2 separate regions of the Mus musculus genome follow, and region 1 is linked to region 2. A link is a contact called in ENCODE Hi-C or POLR2A ChIA-PET data. All regions are on one chromosome and are shown on one strand. The core of a region is the stretch at or near the end of the contact, and the rest is flanking DNA. Distances in the headings are between cores, read along the strand shown.

Region 1 (3,900 bases), core at 331-2,830, 300 kb after region 2:
ACCTGCAAACCTCAGGATGTGGGGTGTGGGCAGATCAGATGGATTTTTTTTCTTGATACAAAAACCTACAAATGTATATGTTTATCAAGCACTATGTGAATGTGCCTGGTGTGCATATGTATGTACAGGTCTGTAAGTCAGAGTGGCCACTTCCAGAAATGAGTATGGGTAGTGTAAAATGAACTAGCACTTGGTGTGTCTCTTTATCCCGGGATAAAGAGACATACATACATACATACAGTACATACAGTGTGTGTGTGTGTGTGTGTGTGTGTGTGTGTGTGTGTGTGTGTTTGGAGTGTGCTCCAAGGTGGCCTCACATACTGTAGAGGAAGAAGACAGGGGGAAAAATCATTCTTATTCATCTTCATGAGCACAATAGCCCACACGCACACATTGTTCTTATGCTTTCTTCTCTTTTCTCTCTGAATTAAGCCCACATAACTGCAAACACCATGGCCAGAGAAGGGTGTTGGTTATTTTTTTTCCATTAGAATTAACTTGAATTTGTCCAGTCTTGGGCATGGGGATGCTGCCCCCGCCCAGAAAGTGTGGGTAAATATTTAAAGAGTGTCTGTTGACAGTTCCCTTCCACATCCTGGCCTGGGCAGCCTGCCTGGAGAAGGGCTTGTGTGTGCAGGGAATCCTGAGGGCCCCTCTAGGTTGAGCTGGCATTTCCTAAGGGATGGTGGTTTATGAGAACCAGTAAGAGGTCTACTCTTTTGCACCCTTCAGTCCAGCTGTAATCTCCAAAAATGAAATCTCTTGAGTTGGGCTAGACAGAAACCTGGGCACACAAACTATTCCTTTGAGTCCCCATAAACAGCTTTGCTCTCAGGTTCTCCCAGCCAAGCCTATTGGGGTTCCCTACTCCTTGGAGAGGTTGCTTTCTATAGGTCATGCTGAGGCATATAGAGTGCCCCCCAAGAGCAGTCAAGAGACAAGAGTCCCCAGGATATAAAAATGACAGAGCAGCTCCAGACCTTGAAGAGAGACCAGAGGCTGGAGATTGTGCAGGCTGAAGGGTTTGGGGTACATGATCACCATGCTGGGCTTCTCAGAGTCCTCAGACTTAAGGAACCTCAGAGAACTCATCTTTTGGATTGCAGGCTCAGCCCTGACTTACTAACTCTCACCTCCTGGGGGTCCTCTACCTGTTGAGGTAACCTGAGTTGACCTGATGGCTCAGGTATCTCTCAAAAAGGAAAGAAAAGGGGGAACACCTTCAAACTAGAGTGCACACCTTGGAAAAGCTGGCCTTGTCCATTAGCTAGGGCTGGCTCACCACCCCCTACACACACCACACCCCCATTCCTCGCCTCTCCTCCCTCCCTCTCCTCCAGGTCCCCCCCCCCAGCCCTGAACCCCCTCTCCCCCAGTCTCTCTCTCTCTCTCTCTCTCTCTCTCTCTCTCTCTCTCTCCCTCTCCCTCTCCCTCTCTCTCTCTCTCTCTCTCTCTCTCTCTCTCTCTCTTGCTCGCTCGCTCGCTCGCTCGCTCGCCTGTCTTCATGTCGTGGATTGATGAACGCGAATCGCGTGTAAGCGCCGCCACCGCCGGGAGTCTGAGGAATTCGCCTGGGCTGTTAGAGGAAAGAGCTAAGTGAGAGCGCGCGCTCTACCTACCGACAGTGAGCAGAGAGCTGCAGCCGCCCGAGCCCGCAGCCGGCACCGCGCCCCCACCTGCCCAGCCCCCAGCCCAGCAGTCCAGCCCGGGGGAGCCGGCCAGCTTGGGGTTCGGTCCCGGGGGGAGGGGAGTTTCGGGGATACCCGGCGGGGGAGCGTGATCCAAGGGGAGGGGGCCGCGGGTTTTCATGTACCCAGCATGAGCTCCTACTTCGTCAACCCCCTGTTTTCCAAATACAAAGGCGGCGAGTCCCTGGAACCGGCCTATTACGACTGCCGGTTCCCTCAGAGCGTGGGCAGAAGCCATGCGCTGGTGTACGGGCCCGGCGGCTCCGCGCCCGGTTTCCAGCACGCCTCGCACCACGTCCAAGACTTCTTCCACCACGGCACCTCCGGCATCTCCAACTCGGGCTACCAGCAGAACCCATGCTCGCTGAGCTGCCACGGAGACGCCTCCAAATTCTATGGCTACGAGGCGCTCCCCAGACAGTCCCTTTATGGGGCTCAGCAAGAGGCGAGCGTGGTGCAATATCCCGACTGTAAATCCTCCGCCAACACTAACAGTAGCGAAGGACAAGGCCACTTAAATCAGAACTCGTCTCCCAGCCTCATGTTTCCATGGATGAGACCCCACGGTGAGAAGCCTTTTCTCTTTCCCCCTTGGTCTCCCGCGCTCCGGGGTCTTCCCCCCTCCCTCGCCTCCTTTTTGTCTGCCCTAGCTCGCTTTCCTTCCTGGCTTTGGGGGTCTCTCCCACTCCACTCCCGTGCCTGGGTGGGTTCCTGGGAGATTGAAAGGCTTGGCTGGGGGTGGAGCGTGGGGTGCCTGAGACATTGTGCTTGTTGGGGTGAAGGTGGGGGAAAGGTGACTTGTGGGTGCAAAGGGTTAAAAATCGTTTTCTCTATTCCTTCTGTCTCTCCTTCTTCCCATCTGTAAAGCCAAAGTTGGGGAGATGGCTGGCAAGGACACCCTAAGTAAACTGAGGTTATCAGTCTTTGGGGTTGGTAGCCAGTTTTCCCAAAGACATTTCCCAACGCCAGCCATCCCAAGACAGTGACCAGACTGTTGGGTGAAAAGGAGACCCTTTGCTATCTCCCCCTAGTCAGGGAGAGGGGCAAGACCTCCCCTCTCCCAAGGACAAGCATTCTGCCTCTCTAGGATTGTCACTTCTTCCCCTCAGAGAAGCAGCCTGAAGGCCACTACCCCAACTTTTCTGTACTTCCTCCAATTGAAGAGAAGACTGAAAGCCCGAGAAGAGGAAAATGATTGCTCAAAAGGAGAGAGGGGTCATACCAAGTAGGGGCCTCTGAGATCCAGGGTACTCGAGTCAGGCTACCCGCCAATCAAGAACTATGGAGTCTCTTGGAAAGCTGTTTAGGTCATGAGCCCCTCCAAGGGTGGCCCTTCATGGCCCAATTTCGAAGTACAGGGGGAAGAGATAACGACAAGTTCCGGCAGGGATGGCCCTTGATTTATTTTTGGTCTCCAGTTAGCAATCAGGCAGAGCAGTGATACATTCCAGAAGATCAATTATTTTTCTTATTGGAAAAGCATTAGTCAGAGATCGGCAAGGAGGGGGCAATTGGCACAGCCCCCTCTCCTTTAACCCCAGCCCTTTTCCTTTCTTTTGGAAACAGATTATTTCCCTAGGCCGCCTCACTAAATGCCATTCTGCACTTGTAAACAAAGCTGCAAGGGCTAAGCTGTAGGCCTGAGGGACCCTGATGGCTTCCTTGTCCACCTCAAGCCCTTACTTTTCAGACAACCACGTCCCAGCCCCCACCGTCACCCACCTCCCAAGGTGAAGGAAGTCAAACCAAAACAGCTATGGAAACTTTTCCTGCCCTTGCTTGCCTTCTGCAGTCGGCCTTATCGGCAGGAGGGAGGGAGAACTGGGAATAGCAGAGAGGGAAGTTTGTGGGGCTGTGTTGGGGGGCGGAGCCCCCACCCAGACATAACCAGACTGGGGTTCTGTTCTGTTCAGCTCCTGGGCGGCGCAGCGGTCGACAAACTTACAGCCGGTATCAGACCTTGGAACTAGAGAAGGAGTTTCTCTTTAATCCTTATTTGACCAGAAAGCGCCGGATTGAAGTCTCTCACGCCCTGGGACTGACAGAAAGACAAGTGAAGATTTGGTTCCAGAATCGAAGGATGAAGTGGAAAAAGGAGAACAACAAGGATAAACTGCCTGGGGCCCGAGATGAGGAGAAGGTGGAAGAAGAAGGGAATGAGGAAGAGGAGAAAGAGGAGGAGGAAAAGGAAGAAAATAAGGACTAAGGA
Region 2 (3,869 bases), core at 1,107-3,606:
AATATTTCCTGGCATACAGAATTCTTGCCACCAAAGGTTCATTCAGAAAGCACATAACCAAAACGAGGTTGTGACTGAAAGATGGGATGGCTCAATTTCTTTCTGATGGACAACTTCAGGAAACTAAAACCAGGTAACAAGAAACAGCAGAGAGAGAGAGGGGTAGGGGGGTAGGGGTAGGGGTAGGGGTAGGGAGAGGGACAGGGAGAGGGAGAGGGAGAGGGAGAGGGAGAGGGAGAGGGAGAGGGAGAGGGAGAGGGAGAGAGAGAGAGGAGAGTTTTAACTTCCCAGAGGAGCCTCCACATAGAAACAAAAGCTGTCTAAAGATGCCCTGCACGGTCCCTCTATAGGTAGGATATTGCCTCCCACTTATGCAAAGGATGATTATATGAACACTGTGCACAGTTGGCCAGCACCAGCCAGTATTTTCAATTGGTACAGTCAAACAAAACCTGGCTTTGCCATACTGTTCATGTTGCTGTTTGACAGATCTTGTTCCCACATCTCCCTTGCTTGAATTTCAAAGGTCAAGGGTAGCCACTTCTGGATGCTAGCTCTCCTAGGATTTCTGTACTACAGACAGCCTAGCCAGGCAGCCGTTGTGAGCTTTGCCTTCACCACCTTCTTGAGCTCCAAATTCATCTTCTCTCTATCTCTCTCTCTCTCCCTCTCTCTCTCTTTTCAGAAACATTTTCTGTATTCCTTTGTAAGCTTCTATCCTCGCCTTACCCTGTCCCTGAATAGAATTCTACAGACACCAGAGGAGAAAGAATAATTAAAATCAACCTCTCTGTCCCTCTGTCTCAGTAGTTGTGGCCCTCTCCCCCCTCCTCCCCTCTGCCCCTCCTCCCCCTCCCCTTCCTCTCCCCTCCCCCCTCCTCTCCCCTCCCCTTTATCCCTCTTCCCCTTATCTTCCCCTCACCTCCCACCCCCACTCCCACCTCTAACCTCTGCCAGTGGTAGGCTGATTTCATCTCAGGCCTCCCTGCAGTGCTCCTTCCCAGTAATGAAACAAGTTTAATTCCTCATAGGAGACAGGTATAGCCTTTTCAGGAGTCACCTGAAGTTGCCGATTTCTGTGGCTTGTCAGTCTCCCGCTAGGGGCCTGGTGACTAGTGCTCTGGGTCGGTGTGCATGTGTCTATAGACATTTTCTTTAAGCAGGACACTTTGGTTATAAGTTAGATTCTAAGTGTATGGGAGGGGAGCTTTTGGGATAAGGGGAAGAATAATTTCCACCAGTGGGAGTGGGGATTCAAAGAGAAGTCTTGATCCCTGTCTTCTTGGCAACTCCCAGTATGTGGAGAAAAACATCAGCGATCAGATAGGGTGAACCAGGGCTTCAAAGGAGCTTGGGGGAACAGAGACACTTCGTATACAAATCTAATACAAATGGACTGGCAGATGCTTTAACGCTGGGACATCTAGGACACAGGACAGGAGGCATGTGGTACATGGCTCTGGTGGCACAGGTCAGGCCTTCCAGAGAGCTTTGGGGACTGCGCTAGGGGACAGTGTCCGCAGAGGTGAGCTGCGAGCCGCAGCTGGGCACTGACATCAGGCAGCCGCCTTTCAGGGTCTGCCGCAGAGCTAAGCACAGGCGAGCTGGGTGAAGGATCCGGACAGACCTGCCTGGCTCTCCGGTCCCTCTACAGTCTGACCCCGTGGGCCTCGGCTCTCGTCTCTGTTCTCCCATTGGTAACCGCTCCTCCCACTTCCCCTGGATAATCTTCTGACATCTCTTCAAATCCAATTATCGAATTAATTGACGTGCGACGCGAGAGGCAAACAGAGAGGGGTGGCAAACTCCACGGGGCTCAGATTTATCCTCCGGCCTCTACACGCCCCGGCCGGCGAGATTTACTGGGTCTCCAGCACCGCGACAGTTCAAACCTTTGATTAATCATGTTTTTCTCCCAGCCCTATAATTTAGTTGCTCTTTTTCCCTCCCTGCCTTTTTTTTTTTTTTTTTTTATCAGTAGAAACAGAAACGAAGTCCTCATCAGCTTCAATTACAAATATTAAGGCTCCGGACAGCATTTTGACAGAGAGGCGGCCGGCCCCGCTCCGTCCCGCCCCCCTAAATCATCGCCGAATTAACATCACAATCGGCGGCTGGCGCGCGTTCAGACTTAAATGGTGGCATATTGTTCGCGCACGGTCTCGGCCAGACCCGCGGGATCGCTGCACCGGGCGGTCGCCTCCGCCCCTCCGCCACAGTCCCCCTCGGCCTCCTTGGAGGCTGCCGCTCGCCATCACCGCAGCGCGCCAGGCCCTGTAGCCGGCAGGGGGCGCTGCAGGCGGGGCGGGGGTGCGCCAGGGTGGGCGTGGAGGCGTTTGTAGCAGGGTGAAAGCCCCAGCGCTTCGTCCGGAGTGGGAGGGGAGGACGGTTTATTTATGCAAACCAGATGCAAATGAAGGCTCAGAAGCTGCTGATGTGGGAATACCACTTTCCAGACCTTTGGATGAGATTCTGACCCCTCACAGGTTTTGGCCGAGTGACAAGGAGGTAGGAGCAGCAGAGGATCCCGTGAGGCACGATTTCTTCAATTCCTGGCACATTAGAGAAAGTCGGACCTAAATTACAATTCAAAGGCTCAAAGATAAGCTTAAGGCAGGAAAAGGTGAGGTTCCCTGCCGGGTCTGTAGAATTTAGAAGGCCCTCCAAAGTAGCCAGTTTTTAATGATGAATTTTTTGGGGGGGGTGGTGCGGAGTGGGAGTGAGGTATACTTCGCTCTCCCACTCCAGAGATGAAAAGGGACAGTTATTATTCTGACCCTATCAAGCCTTTGCGATTGAAAGAACTCAGGAAGAAAAAAATGTCAATCCAGGTTTCTAGATATTTTCGTAGTCACCTGCCTCTCCAGTTCGGGCCGCATCAATCGCCAGGACCCAAATTTTGCCTAGCAACATCTCAACCAATCAAGATGCAATTAAACCTGCCAAGTCAGCTCATCCTTAACTGGGATTGGCTGTGCGCGGTATGCGTATCCCAAGTTTTCATTGGCTGGCTGCCACCTGTATGGAAATGAGAATTACCCCGGACTCTGAGGCAGTTTTCAGAGGTGCAGACCTGTGGCTTACTGCGCTGAAAATACCCCCGCAAGCTCAGAGCCCAACCTATTCTTGCTCTATGATATTCTACCCTACAAAAGAGATCTCTCAAACTTCCCCCCTTCTTTTTCTACTGCGCCCCAGCTTGGGCCCAATCTGAGAGGAATTCGACCCAATAACGCAGAAGTAGTGCAGATGTACAGATTTTTGGCAGTTTCCGCATCTCCTTGAACTGTCAGGAGTTTGCCCTTTGCTTTAATGCTGTCACTATTCCTACCCCTGATCATTCTTCCTCGTCCACCCCAGGGGTGGCTTCTCGCCATGTGAAATCCCTCACTCACTTAGCCACTGTTCTTAAAACCCCCTCTATGGCTTCAGCTCTCCCAACTTCCAACAGTCCCCTGCTTGCTACTCAAAATCCAGGCAGTTCTCACAACAATCCAGTTTAGGAGGGAGTTAGAGGGGGAGACGACACCCTCCCCTAAAAAAAAAAAAAAAAAAAAAAAAGCCTCCATCCTCTTTCCTCATCCATTTTCTCCGAGGGAGCCGAGTTTGACAGCGAATTCATTCCGAGCGGGGAGGGTGATTTATTCTTCAAATATACCGACAAGTGCGGGCATGATGGAGCCCATTAAAATGTTGGGAGATTGTTTTTATGATTGAAGTCTGTATTACTCCAACCATAAAGAAAGAGAGCAAGGAGTCATTAGCATTTTCATGATGGTGTATTTCTGCTTGTCTCCGCGCCATCACTCATCTTTACTGCCCGTCCCTTTGCTCTCGCTCTGCTACAACGAGGAGAGACTGAAGCCTGA

The links. A loop is a pair of places that touch in the nucleus more often than their neighbours do. ChIA-PET counts read pairs that join two places held with the same protein, here RNA polymerase II (POLR2A).
Region 1: a loop to region 2 is called in a map of left cerebral cortex, with 3 times the contacts of the local background. The contact joins the promoter of Hoxc8 here to the enhancer-like site in region 2. A Hi-C loop is called at or near these places in 4 of 37 maps with a recorded cell type or tissue (all left cerebral cortex). POLR2A ChIA-PET finds 5 or more read pairs at or near these places in 1 of 5 experiments (Patski).

Annotation. Positions count from the first base shown.
Region 1 is chr15:102,988,959-102,992,858 of GRCm38, forward strand. Hoxc8 (homeobox C8) reads left to right here and starts at 1,581. Exons shown (of 2, transcript NM_010466.2): 1 at 1,581-2,257; 2 at 3,605-3,900. The coding sequence starts at 1,822. The coding sequence ends at 3,897.
Region 2 is chr15:102,690,855-102,694,723 of GRCm38, forward strand. No RefSeq gene overlaps it. Among named protein-coding and RNA genes, the nearest start is that of Mir688, 21 kb to the left of the region's middle. Within about 2 kb of position 2,357, at least 1 of the 3 ENCODE cell types and tissues checked has a DNase peak (open chromatin) inside an H3K27ac peak, as active enhancers do; it is left cerebral cortex, where a contact is called at or near this core.